Regions from separate parts of the Homo sapiens genome. Here region 1 is linked to region 2. Evidence: chromatin loops called from intact Hi-C (ENCODE). Cell type or tissue: PC-3. All regions are shown on one strand. Links, peaks and the distances in the headings refer to the core of each region. The heading gives the core; the rest is flanking DNA. Region 1 has its middle 8.3 kb from the start of B4GALT5. Region 2 overlaps SLC9A8 (solute carrier family 9 member A8).

Evidence for each region. Peaks named below come from ENCODE experiments on the same cell type or tissue, not always from the same donor. Only the 100,000 strongest peaks of a DNase experiment are listed, where the experiment ranks them.
Region 1: it touches region 2 in a loop (3-fold over the local background); 3 of 110 quality-filtered maps call a loop at or near these places.

The regions. Positions count from the first base shown.
Region 1 is chr20:49,716,401-49,727,952 of GRCh38, forward strand. It overlaps the pseudogene RN7SL197P. Among named protein-coding and RNA genes, the nearest start is that of B4GALT5, 8.3 kb to the left of the region's middle. RefSeq lists a silencer at 11,312-11,552. In PC-3, for the core only: a CTCF peak has its summit at 6,764 (motif pointing left); no DNase peak of the experiment used is centred there; H3K27ac peaks cover 149 bases.
Region 2 is chr20:49,840,713-49,852,264 of GRCh38, forward strand. SLC9A8 (solute carrier family 9 member A8) reads left to right here. Exons shown (of 16, transcript NM_015266.3): 5 at 4,324-4,407; 6 at 8,867-8,968; 7 at 10,098-10,132. Among named protein-coding and RNA genes, the nearest start is that of MIR12122, 17 kb to the right of the region's middle. In PC-3, for the core only: a CTCF peak has its summit at 5,696 (motif pointing left); a DNase peak (open chromatin) is centred at 5,719.

The sequences.
Region 1 (11,552 bases), core at 1,984-9,983, 120 kb before region 2:
AATACTAAGAGAATTAACAATTATACCATAACATTCTGTAACATCCAGTCTGTTCTGGATAGACAGAGAAAGAGAAACCTTCCTACATTTAAACTATGTACCAATGATCAGTCTCTATTTCTGACCTATCTGAAATAACAAGGCATCAAAATAAATTGGTTATGTTTTAGGCCGGGTACAGTGGCTCACGCCTGTAACCCCACCACTTTGGGAGGCCGAGGCAGGCAGATCACTTGAGGTGAAGAGTTTGAGACCAGCCTGGCCAACAACATGAAACCCCATCTCTACTAAAACATACAAAAATTAGCTGGGCGTGGTGGCACGTGCCTGTAATCCCAGCTACTCGGGAGGCTGAGGCAGGAGGATTGCTTGAACCTGGGAGGCAGAGGCAGAGGTTGCAGTGAGCCAAAATCGTGCCATTGCACTCCAGCCTGGACAACAGAGTGAGACTCCACCTCAAAAAAAAAATGCAAAATACAAAAATTAGCCAGGCACGGTGTCAGGCAGCCTGTAATCCCAGCTATTTGGGAGGCTGAGGCACAAGAATCGCTTGAACTCTGGAGGTGGAGGTTGCAATGAGCTGAGATCATACCACTGCACTCCAGCCTGGGCGACAGAGCAAGACTCCGTCTCAAAAATAAATAAATAAACTGGTTATGGTTTTTGTCTGTTTGTTTGTTTCAGTGGAGTTTCGCTCTTGTTGCCCAGGCTGCAGTGCAATGGCACATTGTCTGCTCACCGCAACCTTCGCCTTCCAGGTTCAAGAGATTCTCCTGCCTCAGCCTCCCAAGTAGCTGGGATTACAGGCATACGCCACCATGCCCGGCTAATTTTGCATTTTTAGTAGAGACAGGGTTTCACCATGTTGGTCAGACTGGTCTCGAACTCCTGACCTCAGGTAATCTGCCTGCCTCGACCTCCCAAAGTGCTGGGATTACAGGCATGAGCCACCGCCTCCGGCAGTTTATGTTTTTAAATGGAAGAAAAAGAAGTATGTCAGGAGTATCCAGGGATCCCTACCTCAAACTCCTTCCTCCACACTACTTTTTCATCTCCAAGTTAGGTTTCCAACTCACTAAAGCATGTATTCATTATATATTCATTTGACTATTCAGCTCCTCAGACAAACTCACTGTATTCTAATCTCTGCTCAAATGTTACCGTCTCAAAAAGACCTTTCCTCTAAAGTAGCTTTCTTCTCCCCATCCCAGCACTCTCTATCCATAGCCTTCCTCAGCTTGATTTTTCTCCATAGCACTTTTTATCCCCTGACATTCTACTATACATATACGCGTTTACTTGTTCATTTTCTTCTCCCAGATCAGAATGTAAACTTCACGAGAGCAGGGATTTGGTTTCACTCTCTGCTGTATCCTTGCACCTAGCACAGTGCTCAGCAGCCAGTAGGCGCTGAATAATTGTTGAAGGACGACAGGTGTGCAGTGACTGTGTGCTGGGCATGGCAGATGCAAAGATGACTAAGACATTCTTGCAGCCTAGTGACATATGAGCTACAGGAAAGTGACTAACTGAGGGACACTGTCATAAGGGCAGGACTCAGCATGGCTGGCAGTAGGAAAAGGTGTTCTGTGAGATTCTAGATGGTCTTTGAAGGGACATTGAGACAGGTTTGCTCAAGGGGCAGTGAGAAGAGGCCTGCCTGGTTGGAGCAGCTAGTCCTGCCAAGGAAAAGAAAGAGGTGAGGGGTGAGGCTGGAGGAGTGAGGCCTGACCCTGTGGCTCAGCATGGGCCCTGGAATTAGATGGATCTGGCTGCCAGTCTTCCTTCCTCCCTGCCCTCACTCTGTCATCTTGGCAAGTCACTTCACCTCTCGGAACCTCCATTTCCGCATCTGTAAAATGGAGATCAGACAGTTCCTTCTTTCTAGGATTGTGCACAGATTACAAATAGTATCTCTATAAAGGGCCTGATATGTAGGAAGTGCTCAATCCATGGGAGCCATCACTATTCTTAACTTTTTCCTCTGAGCCATAGAGAGCCCTTGAAGGTTTTAGCGCAGGGGAGTGGCCTAAAGAAAGGGAGGTCCTTGGTGAAATCTCAGGAGAGCACAGGTTGGGCCTCTTGTGCTTGTCAACACCCAATTGCAGGCTAGCTGAAATCACACACATAAAGAAAACAATCCGGCAGGGCATGGTGGCTCATGCCTGTAATCCCAGCACTTTGGAAGGCTGAGATGGGCAGGTCACCTGAGGTCAAGAGTTTGAGACCAGCCTGGCCAACATGGTGAAACCCCGTCTCTACTAAAAATACAAAAATTAGCCAGGTGTGGTGGTGGGCACCTGTAATCCCAGCTACTCGGGAGACTGAGACAGGAGAATCACTTGAACCCAGGAGGCGGAGGTTGTAGTGAGCTGAGATCGTGCCACTGGACTCCAGCCTGGGCAATAAAGAACAAAACTCCGTCTCAAGAAAAAAAATAAAAATAAAAAAAGCCGGTGCATCCTTCCCTCTACTTTTCCTTCTATCAAATAACCATCAATGTTGTTCAGAGCAGCCACCCACCAGCTAAGTTCCAGAATGAGGAGGAGATGCTCCCAACTCCATTTTGCCAACAATGACACGTAGCATGAGCAATAAATAAAGCCTCTGAGATATAGGGGCTTTTTTTTTTTGAGACAAGTCTTGCTCTGTTGCCCAGGCTGGAGTGCAGTGGCATGATCTCAACTCATTGCAACCTCTGCCTCCTGGGTTCAAGTGATTCTCCTGCCTCAGCCTCCCAAGTAGCTGGGACTACAGGCGTGCACCACCATGCTCAGCTAATTATTGTATTTTTAGTAGAGACAGGGTTTCACCATCTTGGCCATGCTGGTCTCCAACTCCTGACCTCAAGTGATCTGCCCGCCTCGGCCGCCCAAAGTGCTGGAATTATAGGCATGAGCCACCGCGCCAGGCCAAGGGCTATTTTTAATACAGAAAACCTGGCCTATCCTTACTTATCATAAATATACCGTTCTGCAACTTGCTTTCTCCTGACATTATTTTTATAAGATATTTCCATAATGATACATGTGGCTCAAGTTTATTCATTTTCACTGCTGTGTAATATTTTATCATATAACTTGGCCTCACCTTTTAAAATCCTTTTTCCTAATGATGTCTATTTAAGTTTGTTCCAATTTTTTCCTCATACTGGTCCATAAATCCTTAGCTACAATTCAAATTCCAGGAAACCTAAAAATGGAAGGCTTTTTATAATTTATTTAGCAGCAAGATCTGACCTGATTTGAACTTCTTTAGTGGCAAAACCTGACCTGAATAGACAGAAAGCTATTTATAATCATTATGCCACTTAATGTGAATATTCATATGTTCCACTGAGGAAATATTTAGTGTTTTTTTTTTTGTTTTGTTTTGTTTTGTTTTTTTTTTTTTTTTTGAGACAGGGTCTCCCTCTGTCGCCCAGGCTGGAGTGCAGAGGCGCAATCACAGCTCACTGCAGCATCAACCTCCTGGGCTCAATCGATCCTCCTGCCTCAGCCTCCTGAACAGCTGGTACTACAGGCATGGGCCACCATACCGAGTTTAGATTTTTGCTTACAGGATGAACCAGTCCTCTCAAGGGGTATGATAGGAGATTTCATGAATGCACCATATTGTCTTTCAAAATTCTAAGAATTTCTTTTTTTTTTTCTTTTTTGAGACGGAGTTTCACTCTTTTTGCCCAGGCTGGAGTGCAATGGCCTGATCTCGGCTCACCGCAACCTCCGCCTCCCAGATTCAAGCAATTCTCCTGCCTCAGCCTCCTAAGTAGCTGGGATTACAGGCATGGACCACCATGCCCGGCTAATTTTGCATTTTTAGTAGAGACAGGGTTTCACCATATTGGTCAGGCTGGTCTCTAACTCCCAACCTCAGGTGATCCACCCACCTCGGCCTCCCAAAGTGCTGGGATTACAGGCATGAGCCACCACGCCCGGCCTCAAAATTCTAAGAATTTCTAAAATTCAAAACACGTTTAGCCCCAACGGCTTTGGATAAGGGATGGTGGACAGGCACAAACATGACTGCGATGTATGCGTGTGGCAGAATGTATTTTCCAAAGATGCCCTCAACAATATTTCCTGTCCTCATGCTCTTCTAGAACTTTCTCTAATTCCTCTTCCTGTGAATCTGGGTGGGATTGTGAATCATCTATAACCAATAAAAAGATGAAAATGGCCAGGTATAGTGGCTCATGTCTGTCATCCCAGCACTTTGGGAGGCTGAGGCAGGTGGATCATCTGAGGTCAGGAGTTCAAGACCAACCTGGCTGGCATGGTGAAACCCCATCTCTACTAAAAATACAAAAATTAGCCCAAGCGTGGTGGTGCATGCCTGTAATCCCAGCTACTTAGGAGGCTGAGGTGAGAGAATAGCTTGAACCTGGCAGGTGGAGGTTGCAGTGAGCCGAGATTCTGAGATTGCCCTACTGCACTCCAGCCTGGGAGACAGAGTAAGTGAGACTCTGTCTCAAAAAAAAAAAAAAAAAAAAAAAAAAAAAAGATGGAAATGATGCTGCACAATTTGTGAGGCAATGCAGCTTCTGACTTGATCACTGGGACACTCACCTTTGGAGCCTGGAACCCCTATGCTGTGAAGAAGCCCAGGCCAAGTGGAGAGGCCACATACAGATGCTCTGGTCAGCAGCCCTGGCAGAGGTTCCAGATGACAGCCAGCATCAGCCACCAAGCATGTCAGAGAACAAGGCTTTAGATGTCCCAACTCCCAGCTGTCAAGTCATCCTCACCCTTTAAACCTTCCCATCTAAAGCCCCAGACAAGCTGTCCCACTGTGCCCTTTCCAAAATGATAAAATGGTTATTGTTTTACACAACTAAATTTGGGATAATTTGTTATGCTGCAGCAGTAGTAACTGGAGCAACACGCTTTTTTTTTTTTTTTTTTTTGAGAGGGAGTCTTGCTTTTTTACCCAGGCTGAAGTGCAGTGGTGCAATCTCAGCTCACTGCAACCTTTGCCTCCTGGCTTCAAGTGATTCTCCTGCCTCAGTCTCCCAAGTAGCTGAGATTACAGGTGCACGCCACCACGCCCAGCTAATTTTCGTATTTTTAATAGAGACAGGGTTTCGTCGTGTCGTCCAGGCGGGTCTCGAACTCCTGACCTCAAGTGATTCCCCGCAGCCCCCTGCCTCGGCCTCCCAAAGTGTTGGAATTACAGGCATGAGCCACTGCAACTGGCTCAACACGCGTCTGTATGTAATTTGTGCATGTGGCAAAAATGTCTCCAGGTCACATGGTTTACAAGAGAGGATTTGGTGAACAGGTGAGGTATGCATATCTTCTGCTTTACTATTTTCCAAATTGTTCTCAAAAATGCTTGTAGCAATTTATATTCCTAGCAGCAGTGAAGGAGGGCTTCCTTTATTTCCTGCTTCACCCACCGTTACTGTAATCAGAATTTTCCAGGGTTTGGTCCTTCTGCCACCAATCCCCTCTGAAGAGAGAGAGTAAGGTAAAAGTTAGCAAAGGCCTCCAAGAGCTTTGATTCTGTACAGGACTATGTCTTTGCTGTCAAAAAAAACTGACTTATAGCCAGGCGCGGTAGCATGAGCCTGTAGTCCCACCTACTCGGGGGGCTGAGACAGGAGGATCACTTGAGTCCAAGAGTTCTGTGTTGTAGTGTACTATGTCATTTGGGTGTCTGCACTAAGTTCGGCATCAATACAGCAACCTCCCAGGATGGGGGGACCACCAGGTTGTCTAAGGAGGGATGAACCAGCCCAGGTTGGAAATGGAGCAGGTCAAAACTCCAGTGTTGATTAGTTGTGGGATTGCGCCTGTGAATAGCCACCGCACTCCAGCCTAGGCAACATTATGAGACCCTGCCTCTAAAATAATTAAAAAATTAAAAATAAAATAAAATAACCCGGGCATGGTGGCTCACGCCTGTAATCCCAGCACTTTGGGAGGCCAAGGCGGGCAGATCACCTGAGGCCAGGAGTTCAAGACCAGCTTGGCCAATGTGGTGAAACCCCGTCTCTACGAAAAATACAAAAATTAGCTGGGCGTGGTGGCCGGCGCCTGTAATTCCAGCTACTCAGGAGGCTGAGGCAGAGGTTGCAATGAGCTGAGATCACACCATCACACTCTAGCCTCGGCGACAACAGTGAAACTCTGTTTCAAAAAATAATAATAATAATAAAAATAAAAAATAAAAACTGACTTATATCCCTTCTCTAAATTCTCCTCAGTCTTTCCTATCCTGTAGAGGAAGGCCTAAGGCATGACAAGATTGCTCCTAGTATTGCCTGATATAACTCATTCTCTCATTCAACAGATATTAGTATTTATCAAGTACTGGCCGGGCATGGTGGCTCACACCTGTAATCCCAGCACTTTGGGAGGCCAAGACAGGCAGATCACTTGAGGTCAGGAGTTTGAGACCAGCCTGGCCTACATGGTGAAATCCCATCTCCACTAAAAATACAAAAAAATATATATATATATATAATTAGCCAGGTGTAGCGGCAGGTGCCGGTAATCCCAGGTACTCGGGAGGCTGAGGCATGGGAATCGCTTGAATCTGGAAGGCAGAGGTTGCAGTGAGCCAAGGTCGCCCCACTGCACTCCAGCCTGGGTGATAGAGTGAGACTCTGTCTCAAAAAAAAGAAAAAATAATAATATTTATCAAGTACCAAACTAGATGCCAGACATTTTTCTAGATGCTAAGAGAAAATTATGATGATAATAATGATGATGCCACTGCCATCTAGGGACCAGGTATTTACTGAATTTTTTAGTCACCCAGCATCCATTCACTTGACTTCTGAAACAGCCAGATTTCCTTCTCTCCTTGTTTTCAGTCTATGTGGTTCTCTGAGGTTGTTAACTCCATTTCCATCTCCAGACATGATATGAACTAGCCTGGCCAGTCAGAATATTATATTCCTTTTGCAACAGTGATTGGTTCAGGGCTGAGCAGACCAGCCAGAGCCAATGATGCTAAATGTCCAGCTTTCTTTGTGCCTTTGGAGAGGCCAACTTTCTCTTTCATGCTAGACATAAACATGACAGGTTGTGAGGCCACAGCAATGGCAACTGTTTTATCAACATGTGGAACCTGAGAATGAAATGAGCATATAAACAGACTGATACAAACAGCAAAGAGAAATTGAGTCCTAATGATATAGTTTGACTCTTGAATTCACCTAGTCCTAACCTGCCTTTCTTTCCTTCCCCAGTTTTGCATCTGCTGAGGTTTTTACAAGTGTGTTTTTTTAATTTTAATTGAATCATAGCACACATACAGAAAAATACACATTGTAACAAAAGTATAGTTTGCTAAATTTTTACAAATGGAATTACCCATTTAACCAACATTCACATCAAGAAATAAGGACATGATATGATGTATACATGTACATCACATATGTATAGGTATGTATATGTATATGATATGTGTATGTATATGATGTACATGGTCTCCAATTTATGATAGTTTGACATACCACTTTTTGATTTCATGATGGTGAGAAAGTGATACATATTCAGTAGAAACTGGACTTCAAGAAGGCCGGGCGCAGTGGCTCATGCCTGTAATCCCAGCACTTTTGCAGGCCGAGGCGGGTGGATCACTTGAGGTCAGGAGTTTAAGACCAGCCTGGTCAACATGGTGAAGCCCCATCTCTACTGAAAATACAAAAAATTAGCCAGGCATGGTGGTGCGCACCTGTAATCCTAGCTACTTGGGAGGCTGAGGCAGGAGATTAGCTTGAACCCAGGAGGCGAGGTAGCTATGAGCCGAGACTGCCCCACTGCACTCCAGCCTGGGTGAGAGAACAAGACTTCATCTCACAAAAAAAAAAAAAAAGAAAGAAACTGGACTTCAAGTACCTATACAACCACTCTGTTTTTCAGTTTCAGTACAGTGTTCAATAAATGATATGAGATATTCAACACTTGATTATAAAATAGGCATTGTGTTAATTTTACCCAACTTTAGGCTAATATAAGTGTTCCGAGCACATTTAAGGTGGACTAGGCTAAACTAAGATGTTTGGTAGGTTAGGTGGATTAATGCATTTTCAATTTACGGTATTTTCAGCTCACAATGGGTTTAGCAAGATGTAGCTCCTCTGTATGTTGAGGAGGACCTGTGCTGTTCTGTCTGGCTCCGTTTGCTCACCATGTTTGTGAGATTCATGCATACCGATGAGTGAGATTGTAAAACCATTCATTTTAATTGCTGAATAGTATCCTGTTGTGTGAATACACCATAGTTTACTTTCCAGTCAACTGCTGTCATCTGGCATTTGGATCGTTTCTAGTTAGAGGATACTAGGAATAAAGCTGCTATAAGCTCCCTGGGACAGTGGCTCTCAGGCTTGTGAAATACTCTCTTGATGTAGTGTATTAGTCAGGCATAGCTGGGGGGCTCACATGATATCAGCAGCCTTAGTTTCTCTCAATATCTTAGTTCTGCTTCCCTCTGAGTTGGTTTCATCAGATTCATGTGTTCCTCCTGACCAGCTTATTCTCAGCTGCTCCAGGCTTCCATTCCCCAGCCCAGTCACTTAGCCAAAAAAAAGAAATTTTATAATAAAGTCTCATTGGTCTGGCTTCATTCATATGTTCCTCCCCGAACCGATCCCTGTGATTAAAGGGATGGAGTGTGCTGATTGGACAGAAGTGGTCACATACCCACTCCCCAACCTGCCCCCACCCTGGAGCCAGGAAGCAAGATCAGCTTCCTGTGAACCACAAGGTTGATGTAGGGAGGGGTGGCTCCCCGAGGGGAAATCAAAGTGCAATTATTCAAGTGGAATTGTTGCTGGGCAGGCAAAAACAACAGATATTTGTGGACCACACCAACTTTTTTTTCAATGCCTTCATGCCTTTAGGTGCTCTGTTTCTGCTACCAGGAAATACTGTGTTCTCTTTCTCCTCATCCTCTAAGATCCAGCTTAAATATTTTTCCCATCCTAAAACCTCCCAGAATTTTTGGACTTGATTCTGGATGGATGTTCTTTTTTTCTTTCTTTCTTTTAAGACGGAGTCTCGCTCTGTTGCCCAAGCTGGAGTGCAGTGGCGCTATCTCGGCTCACTGCAACCTCCGCCTCCCAGGTTCAAGCAATTCTGCTGCCTCAGCCTCCTGAGTAGCTGGGATTACAGGCGCATGCCACCATGCCTGGCTAATTTTTTGTATTTTTACTAGATACAGGATTTCGCCATGTTGGCCAGGCTGGTCTCGAACTTCTGACCTCAGGTGATCTGCCCACCTTGGCCTCCCAAAGTGCTGGGATTAGAAAGGCCTGAGCCACCCCGCCCGGCCTGGATGGATGTTCTTAACCTCCATTTACTCTCCTTCTGTTGAAAGAGGCTCAAAAGCTTAAAACAGCATTCCACAGGCTCTCTTGCAGCTATGACAGTGGGAAGTTAAATTCTGTCAGTTAGATTCATTTGCATGAGATCTGGAGGATGGGAGAGAGGGAGAGGTCGTCTTGCTGGAGCTGTGTCAGCTAAGGGAGCGGTTCTGCAGGTGGGAGGAGCATGTACAGTGGAGTCCACTGTGCAGTCCCCACTTAGGAGGGTGTGAGGTAGTAGGATGGAGGCCATGGTGGTGGCAGGGAAGCAGCAGTTTGGTAACCTTGGGAACAAGGCCTTGCTGGAGGAACCTTGAAATCAAAAGCCTGAAATGGCCCCTGACTTCTACTCTTCCAGACCTCCTAATGATTTTGTAAGCACCTATATCCCTGTATTAAATCTTTTTTATTTATTATTATTATTATTTAAATTATAGACACAGAGTCTTATACTGTTGCCCAGGCTGGTCTCAAACTCCGGGCTTCAAGCAATCCTCCCACTTGGGCCTCCCAAAACACTGGGATCACAGGTGTCCAGCCTCAAAATTCTTTTTTGGGCCAGGTGCGGTTGCTTCCACCTGTAATCCCAGCACTTTGGGAGGCTAAGGTGGGTAGATCACTTGAGGCCAGGAGTTCGAGACCAGTCTGGCCAATATTGTGAAACCCCATCTCTACTAAAAATACAAAAATTAGCCAGGCATGGTGGCCCATGCCTGTAATCCCAGCTACTCGGGAGGCTGAAGAAGGAGAATCGCTTGAAACTGGGAGGCAGAGGTGCAGTGAGTCAAGATCATGCCGCTGCACTCCAGCCTCGGTGACAGAGAGAAACTGTGTCTCAAAAAAATACAATAAAATAAAAGATTTTTTAAAAAAGCACTTGAATAGCACTTACTCTGTGTCAGGCACTAGTCTAAGCACTTTATTAAAAATTTATGGACCAGACATGGTGGCTCATGCCTGTAATCCCAACTCTTTGGGAGGGCAAAGCAGGCAGATCACTTGAGGTCAGGAGTTCAAGACCAGCTCGAACAACATGGTGAAACCCCATCTCTACTAAAAATACAAAAATTAGCTGAGCATGGTGGTGTGTGTCTGAAATCCCAGCTACTCGGGAGGCTGACGAAGGAGAATATCTTGAACCCGGGAGGTGGAGGTTGCAGTGAGCTGAGATCGCACCACTGCACTCTAGCCTGGGCAACAAGAGTGAAACTCCATCTCAAAAAAAAAAAAAAAATTTACAACCAGGCATGGTGGTTCACACCTGTAATCCCAGCACTTTGGCAGGCCGAGGCGGGTGGATCCCCTGAGGTCTGGAGTTCAAGACCAGCTTGGCCTACATGGTGAAACCCCACCTCTACTAAAAATAAAAAATTAGTTGGATGTGGTGGCACACACCTGTATTCCCAGCTACTCCGGAGGCTGAGGCAGGAGAATTGCTTGAATCCAGGAGGTGGATGTTGCAGTGAGCCAAGATCCTGCCACTGCACTCTAGACTGGGTGACAGAGTGAGACTTCGTCTCAAAAAAAAAGAAAAAAAAAATTTACTTAATGGGCTGGGTGTGGTGGCTCCTGCCTGTAATCCCAGCACTTTGGGAGGTCAAAGGGGACAGATCACGTGAATCCAGGAGTTCAAGACCAGCCTGGCCAACATAGCCAGCCAAATTTCATCTCTACTAAAAAATACAAAAAATTAGCTGGGCCGTGGTGGCATGCGCCTGTAGTCCCAGCTACTCAGGAGGCTGAAGCAGGAGAATGGCTTGAACCTGGGAGGCAGGGGTTGCAGTGAGCCCAGATCGCTCCATTGCACTCCATCCTGGTGACACAGCGAGACCCTGTCTCAAAACAAAACAATACAAACCACTGAACAAACAAAACCCTTAATCTTTACAACAACATTTTGAGGTAAGTACTACTGCCACCCTCATTTGCAGATGAGGAAATAAAAGTCTAGAAGGATTAAGAAATTTGCCCAAGGTCACACAACTGGTTTCTTATAAATTATGTAAGGTTATGGGTAGATTTCATAATGCCATGGGGAATGCTCTTGATGGGAACGACTGTCCTTGAAGGCAAGCACTGTCTTTTTTTCATATTTGCACCGCAGTGCCTAAATTAGCACCCTAAGCACTTGATAGGTGTTTGGTAAATATTGGTTGAATGAATTAATGAAACTATTTATGAATTCAGCTGAGTCTGCTGTGAAAAGAAAAAAAAACTAAATATTAAAAGGAAT
Region 2 (11,552 bases), core at 1,248-9,247:
CACCCAAGAGTGGGTCATGACTGAAGAGCCTTTTTCTACTCCTAGGCTGGATATAGCCTGATGTGTAGATTTTGCCCACTAACCCATTTTGTTTGATCTGATTTAAAAATCATTTGATCAAGGCTGGGCGTTGGCGGCTCATGCCTGTAATCCCAGCATTTTGAGAGGCCAAGGTGGGTGGATCACCTGAGCTCAGGAGCTCGAGACCAGCCTGGGCAACATGGTGAAACTCCGTCTCTAAAAAAATACAAAAAAAAAAAAAGATCAAAATTTGAATTGACTTTAAAACAATTAAAAATTGTTAGATTTTGGGCGGGTGCGGTGGCTCATGCCTGTAATCCCAGAATTTTGAGAGGCTGAGTCACGTGGATCATCTGAGGTCAGGAGTTTGAGACCAGCCTGGCCAACATGGTGAAACCTCATCTCTTCTAAAAATACGAAAAAGTAGCTGGACGTGGTGGCACGCACCTGTAGTCCCAGCTACTTGGGAGGCTGAGGCAGGAGGATCGCTTGAGCCCAGGAGGATCGCTTGAGGCTGCAGTGAGTTATAATTGCACCACTGCAGTCCAGCCTGGGCAACAGAGCAAGACCCTGTCTCTAAAAAAAAAAAAAAAAAAGTTGGGGCAGGCTTCCTGGAGGAGACTGCATTTGTGGAGAGTCAGAGTGAGAAGTAGGATTCCTGCCTGGAAACCAGATGTGCAGGGAGCAGTGGGAAGTCAGAAAAACAAGAGGAGCTGGTGGTTTCTTTCCCTGAAGTTCTGATTCCAAACTGACCTGCTGGGTCTGCCCAGGTAGCAACCTGTATTATCATGTGCTTAATATTTTTCTATCAACTTGCTTTTTAATTATATGTATATATATATAAATTATTTATTTATTTCTTATTTTCTTTTTTTGAGACAGAGTCTCTCTTGGTTGTCCGGGCTAGAGTGCAGTGGCACGATCTCGGCTCACTGCAACCTCTGCCTCCCGGGTTCAAGTGATTCTCCTGTCTCAGCCTCCTGAGTAGCTGGGCAGGAGAACAGGCATGTGCCACCATGCCCAGCTAATTTTTGTATTTTTAGTAGAGACAGGGTCTCACCATGTTAGCCAGGCTGGTCTCGAACTCCTGACCTCAAGTAATCCACCCACCTTGTCCTCCCAAAGTGCTGGGAGTACAGGTGTGAGCCACTGCGCCTGGGTGTGGCTAATTTTTAAAAAAATTTTTTGTAGAGACACGATGTCACTATGCTACCCAGGCTGTTCTCGAGCTCCTGGGCTCAAGTGATCCTCCCACCTTGGCCTTCCAAAGTGTTAGGATTACAGGATTGAGCCACGTGGCCTATATATTTATTTTATTTTATTTTATTTTTTTTTTTTTGCTGGGGAGTGGTGGGGAGCAGAGTCTCACTATGTTATCCAGGCTGGAGTGCAATGGCGTGGTCTCAGCTCACTGCAACCTCCGCCTCCCAGGTTCAAGCAGTTCTCCTGCCTCAACCTCCTGAGTAGCTAGAATTACAGGTGCCTGCCACCACGCCCGGCTAATTTTTGTATTTTTAGTAGAGATGGGGTTTCACCAAATTGGCCAGGCTGGTCTCGAGCTCCTGACCTCATGATCCATCCACCTTGGCCTCCCAAAGTGCTGGGATTACAGGCATGAGCCACCACGCCTGGCCATGTTTATTTTCAAGGCAACATTACAGTACTATTTCAATTCAGAAACTAATATTGTTTTGTAAACATGATAAAAATGAAGTAGTACAGATGCCTGCTGAAGCATCAGAGGTCAAGTCTGCTCTCTGTCAAGGGAGATCAGCACGTTGGAGAGAGCCCTTAGAAGCGGTATTGCCATCCTAAGGTGTCTTGGATTTATTTGGGCCTGAAGAAATAATCAAAAGGGGCTGACTCTCTCAATCCATGAGGTCAGTGGTATTTGACACACACTGCTCAAGTGCCACCTAAAATCACCTCAGAACATTTTGGGGGAGCCATTGCCAAAAGGAACTGTAACACTATTTCCCTGAAAGGCAGTGTGTTCATAAGGGCTGCAGTAACAAATTATCACAAACTAAGTGGCCTAAAACAACAGAGATTTGTTTTCTCACAATTCTGGAGGCCAGAAGTGAGAAGTCAAGGTATCAACAGGACCAGGTTCCCTCCCAAAGACTCTAGAAAAGAATTCTTCATTGCATCTTCCAGCTTCTGGTGGCCCCGGTTTTCCTTGGCTTGTGGCCGCATCACTCCTGTCTTTGTCTCTGTGCTCACATGGCATTCTTCTCCACGTGTCTATGTGCCTTGTTCTGTCTCTTACAAGTCGATGTTTGCTGCCTTTGGCCTTCCCTTATCCAGTGTAAGGTCATCTAGATCCTTACCTTCATTAGATCTTCAGAGACCCTATTTCCAAATAAGGTCACACTCTGAGGTTCCTGGTGGCCATGAATTGTGATTGGGGTTGGGGGACACTATATAACCCCACTATAGGTAGATTCTCCTTTTTCCTGGGGTGGGGGGGGCTAGTTTTTATACCTCCAAAAGGCTGTATATAGTGGTCCTGCTGCACAGATCCTGAGAATAGGTTGCCCCGTAAAACACAGAGCTCGGCTCATTTTTTTTCACACAGTCCCAGTCTGAATCATGAGCTTGAGCTTGTTGTACATGCTGCTATTTTAAGACTTAATAAGGCATTTCAGAAGTCATCATTTGCTTCTATTTTGAGCGTTTTTTGACTTTCTTTTAGTCTTTATGGTAACAGCTGTACATTTGTAAGAATACATTTAGGCATTCTTTGGAATAGGCATTTTGACAAAAAATCAGACTGTCAAAATTGTGACATGGGAAAATATTCATATGAAAAAGGGCCTGATTTTGCATTTTTAAATAGACTGTGTATTACACATAACCATTTTGGGCTTGAGGACCAATATATATTTCCCCAAAATTCTACCAACAACTAGAGAGATATATTAATAATATAGAAAATGAAATTGTTATTGTTTCACCCCTCCAAAGATGGCTATATTCTAGAAACACCTTTCGTAGTGGCACTTAATAATCAAATCTGGAAGCATGGTGCTATGGTTTGGGCATTTGTCTCCCCAAACCTCATGCTGAAATTTGATTCCAGTGTTGGAAGTGTTTGGGTCATGGGGGTGGACCCTCATGGATAGACTGATGCCCTTGCTGGGGGAGGGAGGTGAATGAGTTGTTGCTCTGTTCGTTCCCTATACAGCTGGTTGTTAAAAACAGCCTGGTCCCATCCCCGCCCCCCCTTTCTTCCTCTCTTGCCATGGATCTCTGCACACTCTGGCTCCCCTTCTCTTCCCCCATGAGTGGAAGCAGCCTAAGGTTCTTATCAGATACCCAGTCTTGAACTTTTCCGGACAGCAGAATCATGAGCCAAATAAATGTTTTTCCTTTGTAAATTACCCAGCCTCAGGTATTCTTTTATAGCAAGACACATGGTAAGGGGCTGTCTTTGTATCAAAGTCTCAAGTCGAAAGAGCATCCAGTGTGGACTGTTTTATCACATCAGACTTTGGAAAATGGCAGAGTTGTCTGTGATAAGCAGAAAGAAGGCAGAGCTATTTTAACCATATATAGGATTTACTGTTCCTCTGAGTGGATTGTTTTAGGGCTTGCCATTACCTTTTTCCTGGAGGATTCCAATTTGTGGAGTTGTTTTTGAAAGTCTGCAACCAGAATTGAAATTTTCTGTATTCAGATTAATTTTCTTTCTGTACTAAGGAATAAAAAACATACTACTGTGTTGTGCTGTTTCTTTTCACTGATCACCTTTAAAATCCTTGTCTTGGCCACGCATGGTGGCTCATGCCTGTAATCCCAGCATTTGGGGAAGCTGAGGTGGGAGGATTGCTTGAGGCTAGGAGTTTGAGACCAGCCTGGGCAACATAGCGGGACCCTGTATCTTAAAAAAAAAAAAAAAAAAAAAAAAAAAAAAATTAGCCCGGCATGGTAGCACGCACATGTAGTCCCAGCTACTCAGGAGGCTGAAGTGAGAGGATCACTTGAGCCCAGGAGGTTGAGGCTACAGGGAGCTGTGATTGCACCACTGCACTTCAGCCTGGACAACAGAGCAAGAAAGACTCTGTCTCAAAATAATAATAATAATAATAATGATAAAAATAATAAAATACAGTTTCATTTTTTTTTTTGGTGGGGGAATCTCTCATTCTGCTTGATTTTATTATCAGGTAGTTATTTAAACATTATATGTTTCCACTAGGCCAGGCCCTGAGAGAATAATTATTTTGGCTCTTTATTGATTAATTTATTTCTTAATTACACAAATTCCATGCCCTTAAGATACTCATTTTCTATTTACAGGAAGAAGAAATGTTTCGTCCAAACATGTTTTTCCTCCTCCTGCTTCCCCCTATTATCTTTGAGTCTGGATATTCATTACACAAGGTGAGACTCAGGCACACATTGGTGCTTTGGTCTGGACAGTTTCTCATGTTTGTAAGGCAAGTTCCTTAAAAGCTTGGGTATAATTTAGCAGCAGCAGCAGCAGCAGCTCTGCTCCTTCCTGGTTGTGCTCAGTGGAAGCTGGACTGCAGTGCCTGACTTCTGGAGAGGAGCAGACATGATGAATTGGCTGCTTTAATGGTTTCAGGCAGTATGGCTCACTGAGCCAGTGTTTGCCATAAATGGGTGCTTTGCCCAGGAAGATGGCTGAAGTGATGTTAAGTGGCTCACAGATGATGCATTGACTCGTCTTCCTGGACACAGACTGATAGATGTAAAGAGGATAGACTGTGTCCTGGGACGACGGGGACATGTGCCCCAGGACTTTTGTTTCTTTCAGCTCCCCCACTGGGGCCTTTCTAACCTTCTCAGGCCCATCCATCCTTCCATGTCTCCCTCTCGGTGCCCTCCCCTGGCCTCAGACCCCAGCTTGATATTCCCCTTCATCCCTCAACCTCTATCGCTCCTCGCCCACTCCCTGGTCCAGCTTCTCCTTCCCAGGCTGGAGCCCCATCCTTCCCTGCCTAGTCCCACAGTTGCCTGCCCATTCTTTCCTCCCTGCCTTGGTGAGCAGTGGCACTGGCCCCTACCCACTTCTCTGCTTTGGCTTGGCCTTGACGGCCATTGCCTTGCAACTCCCAGTGTGAGATGTTTTTTTTTTTGTTTTGTTTTTTTTGAGATGGAGTCTCACTCTGTCACCCAGGCTGGAGTCCTGTGGCATGATCTCGGCTCACTGCAACCTCCACCTTGTGGGTTCAAGTGATTCTTCTGCCTCAGCCTCCTGAGTAGCTGGGATTACAGGCACACGCCACCTTGCCCGGCTAATTTTTGTCGTTTTAGTAGAGACGGACGGGGTTTTACCATGTTGGCCAGGCTGGTCTCGAACTCCTGACCTCAAGTGATCCACCCACCTTGGCTTCCCAAAGTGCTGGGGTTACAGGCATGAGCCACCACACTCGTCCCCTAGTGTGAGTCTTTCTGCCTGAGCAGGAGCTTCTCACTTTTAAGCCTGCTTGTGTGCGTGCATGGTTTTTTCCTTGTCTGTGAGTTTTCTTTAAACATAAATGTATTTAAGTTTTAAAATAAAGTGATTCAACTTAAAATACTAGTATTAATAATACAGCAGCTATTTTGTGAATGTGATTTTTAAAAAAACTGTGAAGATTGGAAAGTTTAGGCCAGTCCTTGGAGAGAGGAAAGCCAGAGACACAACACAGATCTAATCATGCGCTGCCCCCTACAGGTTTCTTTTTGGTAAAGTAGAAACCAAAAACCCCAAAACCCTACCTCCCAGGGTGCTTTGAGAGTCACACTAGATGAAAGAACGTAGGCAAAGCACCACCCACCACACTAAATAAATGAAGTGCTGCTGCTTGTTATTAATGATAAAAATGTCATTTATTATTAATAACAATATTACCACCAGTAGTAATAATAATTTATTAAGCTTAATATGGTCGGGCCCAGTGGCTCATGCCTATAATCCCAGCACTTTGAGAGGCCGAGGTGGGTGGATCACTTGAGGCCAGGAGTTCAAGACCAGTCTGGCCAACATGGTGAAACCCCATCTCTACTAAACATACAAAAATTAGCTGGTCGTGGTGGTGCGTGCCTGTAATCCCAGCTACTCTGGAGGCTGAAGCATGAGAATCATGAGAATAGCTTGAACTCGGGAGGTGGAGCTTGCAGTGAGCTGAGATCACGCCACTGCACTCCAGCCTGAGTGATAGAGGGAGACTTTGTCTCAAAAATAAATAAATAAAAATAAACTTAATTTGTTGTTGACATGGTATAAAATAAATAAATACATAATTTTAAAAAATGAGTTAGATTTGTCTAGAAATGTTTGGTAAAAACATAGAAATTAAGTCTTTAATTTTCCTGTACTAAAACAAAAGCATATTAAGATGTTCAGCCCAGATTTTTTTTTAAGTTATTATTTTATTGTGCATCTATCCAAAGAAAAAGTGAAAAGGAAATTTAATGTAAAAAATATTCACAAGTCTTACAAACTGTTAGTGACATCAGATAATTTTTAACAAGGAAACATAAGTTGAAGGTCACCATGTCTTTCCTTTCACTTTGTAAACAAATCTTAACTGTAAGCAGATATGAAAATATTTCAAAACATGCTGAGGAAATTGACTTGATTTTGACTTAAAAACATGACATTTTGAATATTAGAGCATGTAAAGTTTTTCTTTTCTTTTTTTTTTTTTTTTTTAGAGGGGAGAGAAACTTGTTCAAAATTTGAGGAAAGTAATAGTTTTTTAGAGAAACATTTTGTTGAAGATGACTTTCCAGCAGGAAATGTGACAATTTATATGAAAGGGACTGATAGGATTATGAAATGCTACTTCTGAAACTTCTATCCACTTTCTACCCTCGCCCAAAGATGATAGGAAGTAAAGTTTGAATATTTTATTTTAATATTATGATATCTGCTAATGTAAATTTGGATTTAGAATACAGATTACAGTAAGATTATCATCAGTTGATATGCATTAGCTAGGCAGCAACTGGTTCTTTGAATTGCAAATATTACACAAATCACAGGATGTTAATTATGTCAGAGAGAAACAGATAAATTTGCTTTATGTAGCAGAGGGAAGTTCTTGTATTATGGTAACTTTAACTTGGGTAAATGTTCAGGATCCAGATTAATATTAACCAAATATATAAATTATATCAACATTAGATCTCTGCAAACAGGTCAAAACTGATTAATCTGTTTTTTTTTTTTTTTTTTTGAGATGGAGTTTTGCTCTTGTTGCCCAGGCTGGAGTGCAATGGCACGAACTCGGCTCACTGCGAACTCGGCTCACTGCAACCTCGGCCCCCTGGGTTCAAGCGATTCTCCTGCCTCAGCCTCCCGAGTAGCTGGGATTACAGGCGTCTATAACCACACCAGCTAATTTTGTATTTTTAGCAGAGATGGGGTTTCTCCATGTTGGTCAGGTTGGTCTCGAACTCCTGACCTTAGATGATCCACCCGCCTTGGCCTCCCAAAGTGCTGGGATTACAGGTTTGAGCCACCGAGCCCAGTCTAATCTGTTTTTAAATAACAAAAGAAAACAGCGATTTGCAAAGAGCAACTCATAGATTGAAAGCCCTTTGTTTTGAAAAACCAAATCATTGTGTTTTAAAATTCTTTGTGCAGTAAAGATTGATATGCCAAACAAAGGAATTGAATGTCAGATGATAGGCAGCCAAGTCAAAATTGCAGCTTCTAGGAGGTGGGCTTAGTGGGGCAGTCAGTGTTCAGCTGAGGACACTCTTTCACAAGTGGGCTTTAAAATAGCAGGTCTTGATGTCCATGGTTTGGTGATTTCTGAGCTAAAAACAAGATTCTTGTTCACAACCACAATCGGGGGTGATCAAAGACTCTTGGTAGCTCCTAAGTGGAGTTCATAGGGTTATAATAAATAGCTTAATTTCCTTAATTTTATGGAAATTTGAAAGATGCTACCATGCTGCTTGAACTTGAATATTTTATCTTAAACGCTGTGAAGTATAGATAGAAACATTTTATCTGACATAGTTAATGATGATACTAATAGAGTGAAGTAAAATTGTTTAAAAGACCTGGCCAGGAAAAAGGAATATCTGATAGTGTATCTTGGTATCCTAATAGTGTGGACTTTGGATGTGAAACACAGTTAATTCCTTCAGTGCCTGTCTGTTGGGCATCTTCCATCTGACGGGCATTATGTCAGGGACCGTGTTGTGCGAAAGCAGGTGGGGTCATTGCCCAGAATGAGCCTGCAGCCTCATGGGAAAGTAAGACATCAGTACATAAATAAGTGCAAAATTGCAGTCTTGTCAACCGCTACAAGAGAGGGTGACTGTGCACTGAGAGCACAGACTAGGATCTGGGAAGAGTTGAAATGTCCTGAGATCTTGGGATGATGAAAGCTTAACAAGCAAAGAGGGAGCACAACCTGCTCGAAGCCACCAGTGGGACTGGAACCCAGAGAACAAAGGCGAGCATGGTGCCAGATGAGCCCAGAGGCCTCCCCAGGAGTCGAATCATTCAGGGTGGGGGCTAGCTGCATTTTAAGTGGAAATAGGGGTCCAGGTGAAGGCAGCACAATCAGATTTGTCTTTTGGGAAGATCATTCTGGAAAGACGGGAGAGTGGAGGGAAAGGGGCCCTGGGGGGTTGAGGAGACTTGTGCGAAGCTATGCAGTGTTTCAGATGAAAGATGGTGTGAGTGACGGGACACTGCAGTAAGTGCGGGGGTGCAGGAAGACTCCCGGGCTCCCAGCTTGCCACACAGGTTGGGCAGTGGTGCCTTTTACAGAGAATCAAGTCTGCACGGAGGGCCAGGTGTGCAGGCCGTGCCTTCACTGACAGGAATGGCTTTTCTAATCATTTCCCTGATTTCTGCTCTTTCAAACAGGGTAACTTCTTTCAAAATATTGGTTCCATCACCCTGTTTGCTGTTTTTGGGACGGCAATCTCCGCTTTTGTAGTAGGTGGAGGAATTTATTTTCTGGGTCAGGTAAGAAAATCATCTTTGAAACACTTTGAAAGTCTTACATTCTTAGAGCTAGTGCAGGGAGGTGGGAAGGTGAAATGGGGCCACTTTGTGGGGCCTGGGTTTCACCCTTAAGGTAAATTCCTTCTGGAAGGAAATCCTAGCTTCATATGAGGCACAGTAGAGGCGTGCTAAATTGTTTCAAAGTGTCCTCCAAGACCTTTGGTATCTGGAATTGAGTAAAACTTTTCCATAATCCCCCCCAAAGTATTTGAGTTTATTTGCAAACCAATACTGTCTTAAATTAGAATACCTAAAAATGAAGCCAAATATATGCCATCAAGAACTTCAAACTGTGTTGTCAAGTAGACTGAATTGGGGTTGAATGCTGTTTTTTGATAAAAATTTGTATTTAAAAAATCAAAGATGTGCTTTTCTGCTGGCATTGGAGAAATAATAAAATCAAAGGTGATGCTGAATCTCTTCACTCAATTCTAAGCTGTCTACCTGTAGAATTATATACTCTGGATTTTCCACAATTGCTAAACCACTTCCCAGTGGCACCAGTTGGGTGGTCTCTACTTTAGACTTCAAATTAATTTAGACCAAACATCCCTAGGAAGGTAGTATCTGTAGTTTTGTATTATGCATGTCCATGCATGTCACATTCTTTTCCTTTATTGTCAGTTGCAGAAAGTTTGCCTGTCTCAGTTCTGAAAATTAAGTTGAGGGTCAGGTATCTGAGTGACGGGCAGATTTCTTTAACACATCAGCTGCTTTCTTCTCTCAATAGCCAAAGCCCATTCCATTGGATTTTCACCTATATTGCAGCTTTGATGGCACCAGAATAAATCTGTCTGTCATGCAGCTTTCTTCATTGCTCAGCTTCTAGTATTAAGTAAGAATAAACTTAAGGAAACTACAGTTAATTGGGCTTGAAGAATGTAGCATTCTTTTCCATACTCTCGTTGCATGCCGATGGAATGCATGTTTCAACTAAGGCTTAGGAGCTTTTATTTTTCAAGTGGTTTGGGAACTGAAGATTAATGTCCTTATTAGTTTTAATAAAGCACTAATGGACATTTAAATCTTGGCTGTTCTCCAGGGTTTTTTTTTTGTGTGTGTCTGTGTGTTTGTGTGTTTTATTTTACAGGCTGATGTAATCTCTAAACTCAACATGACAGACAGGTAAATCCTTCATACTGTAACACCCATGCGACTGCTTTTCAGACAGGGGAAATGTTTCTCCACATTGCTTCCTGGGTGTGGTACTGTTCTATTCTCTCTCTGTGTATTTATTTTTGGTAAGGATTTCTGCCATAGAATCTTACTCTGAGTTAATTTGTATCTCTGAAATGAATCAAAAGTATCCTAAAGACTTTTGAAGATCCCTAGTGGGGCATTGCTGATTGGAATGATTTAGTTTAAGCTTGGGAGGGAGTAACTCTGCTCAGCTAACTGCCCTGCCTGTGTGCACGCGTACACTGTACCATTGTCTTCTTATTTACAAGACTTTTCAGTCGCCGTAACAAAAAGTCTTCTTGACAGATTAGAGATGGAGAGGGGGAGTGACGGAGAAACTTTCCTCTGGGATTCCCACGAAGCCTGTGGTGGGGGAAGCAGGGCCAAGACCTCTATTGTGGTTATTGTAGAAAGCCCCTCCATCTGAAGCCACTCCCGTGAGCACTTCCCATGAGCCCCATCCAGGATTTCCCAGAATTGCATAGTGAGAAGCAACCTCACTAGGTTGAGGCAGTTGTCTCTCAGAAGGTACCAGATCTAGTGCTGAAAAAGTGCCCATGCTGAGCATAGTCTGGGTTCCCCCCTCTGAGAGCAGACAGCCTTGCTCAGTGTGTCTGCATTTGGTCTTGTGACATGGCTGGGGAGCTGGGCAGCAGGGTCACATGTTCGTCCCCAGATCCTTGCCATGGGGCCAGTCAGAGCTTTCAGGATTTAGCAGCAGTTTAGCAACTTGGGACTAGAATCTGGGAACCCTTTTCATGGGAACTGTGTCTCTGATAACAAATCCAATTCTATTTCTACCTCCACTCACCACCCACCCCAGCCCAGGACAATTTTGGAGCTTTTGTTGTAAGACAGTTTTGATACATAAACAAGTAGTCCTATTCCATGAGAGCTGGAAATAAAGCAGAACTGATGTCCTGTGTTTGGTAGGTATTTTGCAAATAAAAAGAAATGCCCAGTAAAGGAAGGTATCACAGTATTCAAACCTTCCACTTGTTTTGGGGGCAACTGGTTAGAGATACAGACAATGCTGGATAACTTCCTGTGAAGTTGAATTGAATCAGTGGTTGGGATGTTCAGGTGGAGGACAGGAAAGGAATTGCCCTGTAGACACACTGACTTAGAGCCGGGTAGTGTTTTCCTCTCCGTGTGCAGAAGTTTCCTTTGCTGTTAGAAAGTGACGATCCCTCAGATGGGGACTGCTCTGGGGTCGCAAACCCACACAGCCGCAGGGCCTGGCAGAGCACTTAACAGAGGGAAGCTGGCCAGCTGTGAGTCTAGACATGGGGCAGCGGCCAGTGGGAGAACACACCCTGTATGAAGGGACAGCCACTTCTCAGCGCCAACTCATGATTACCATGTG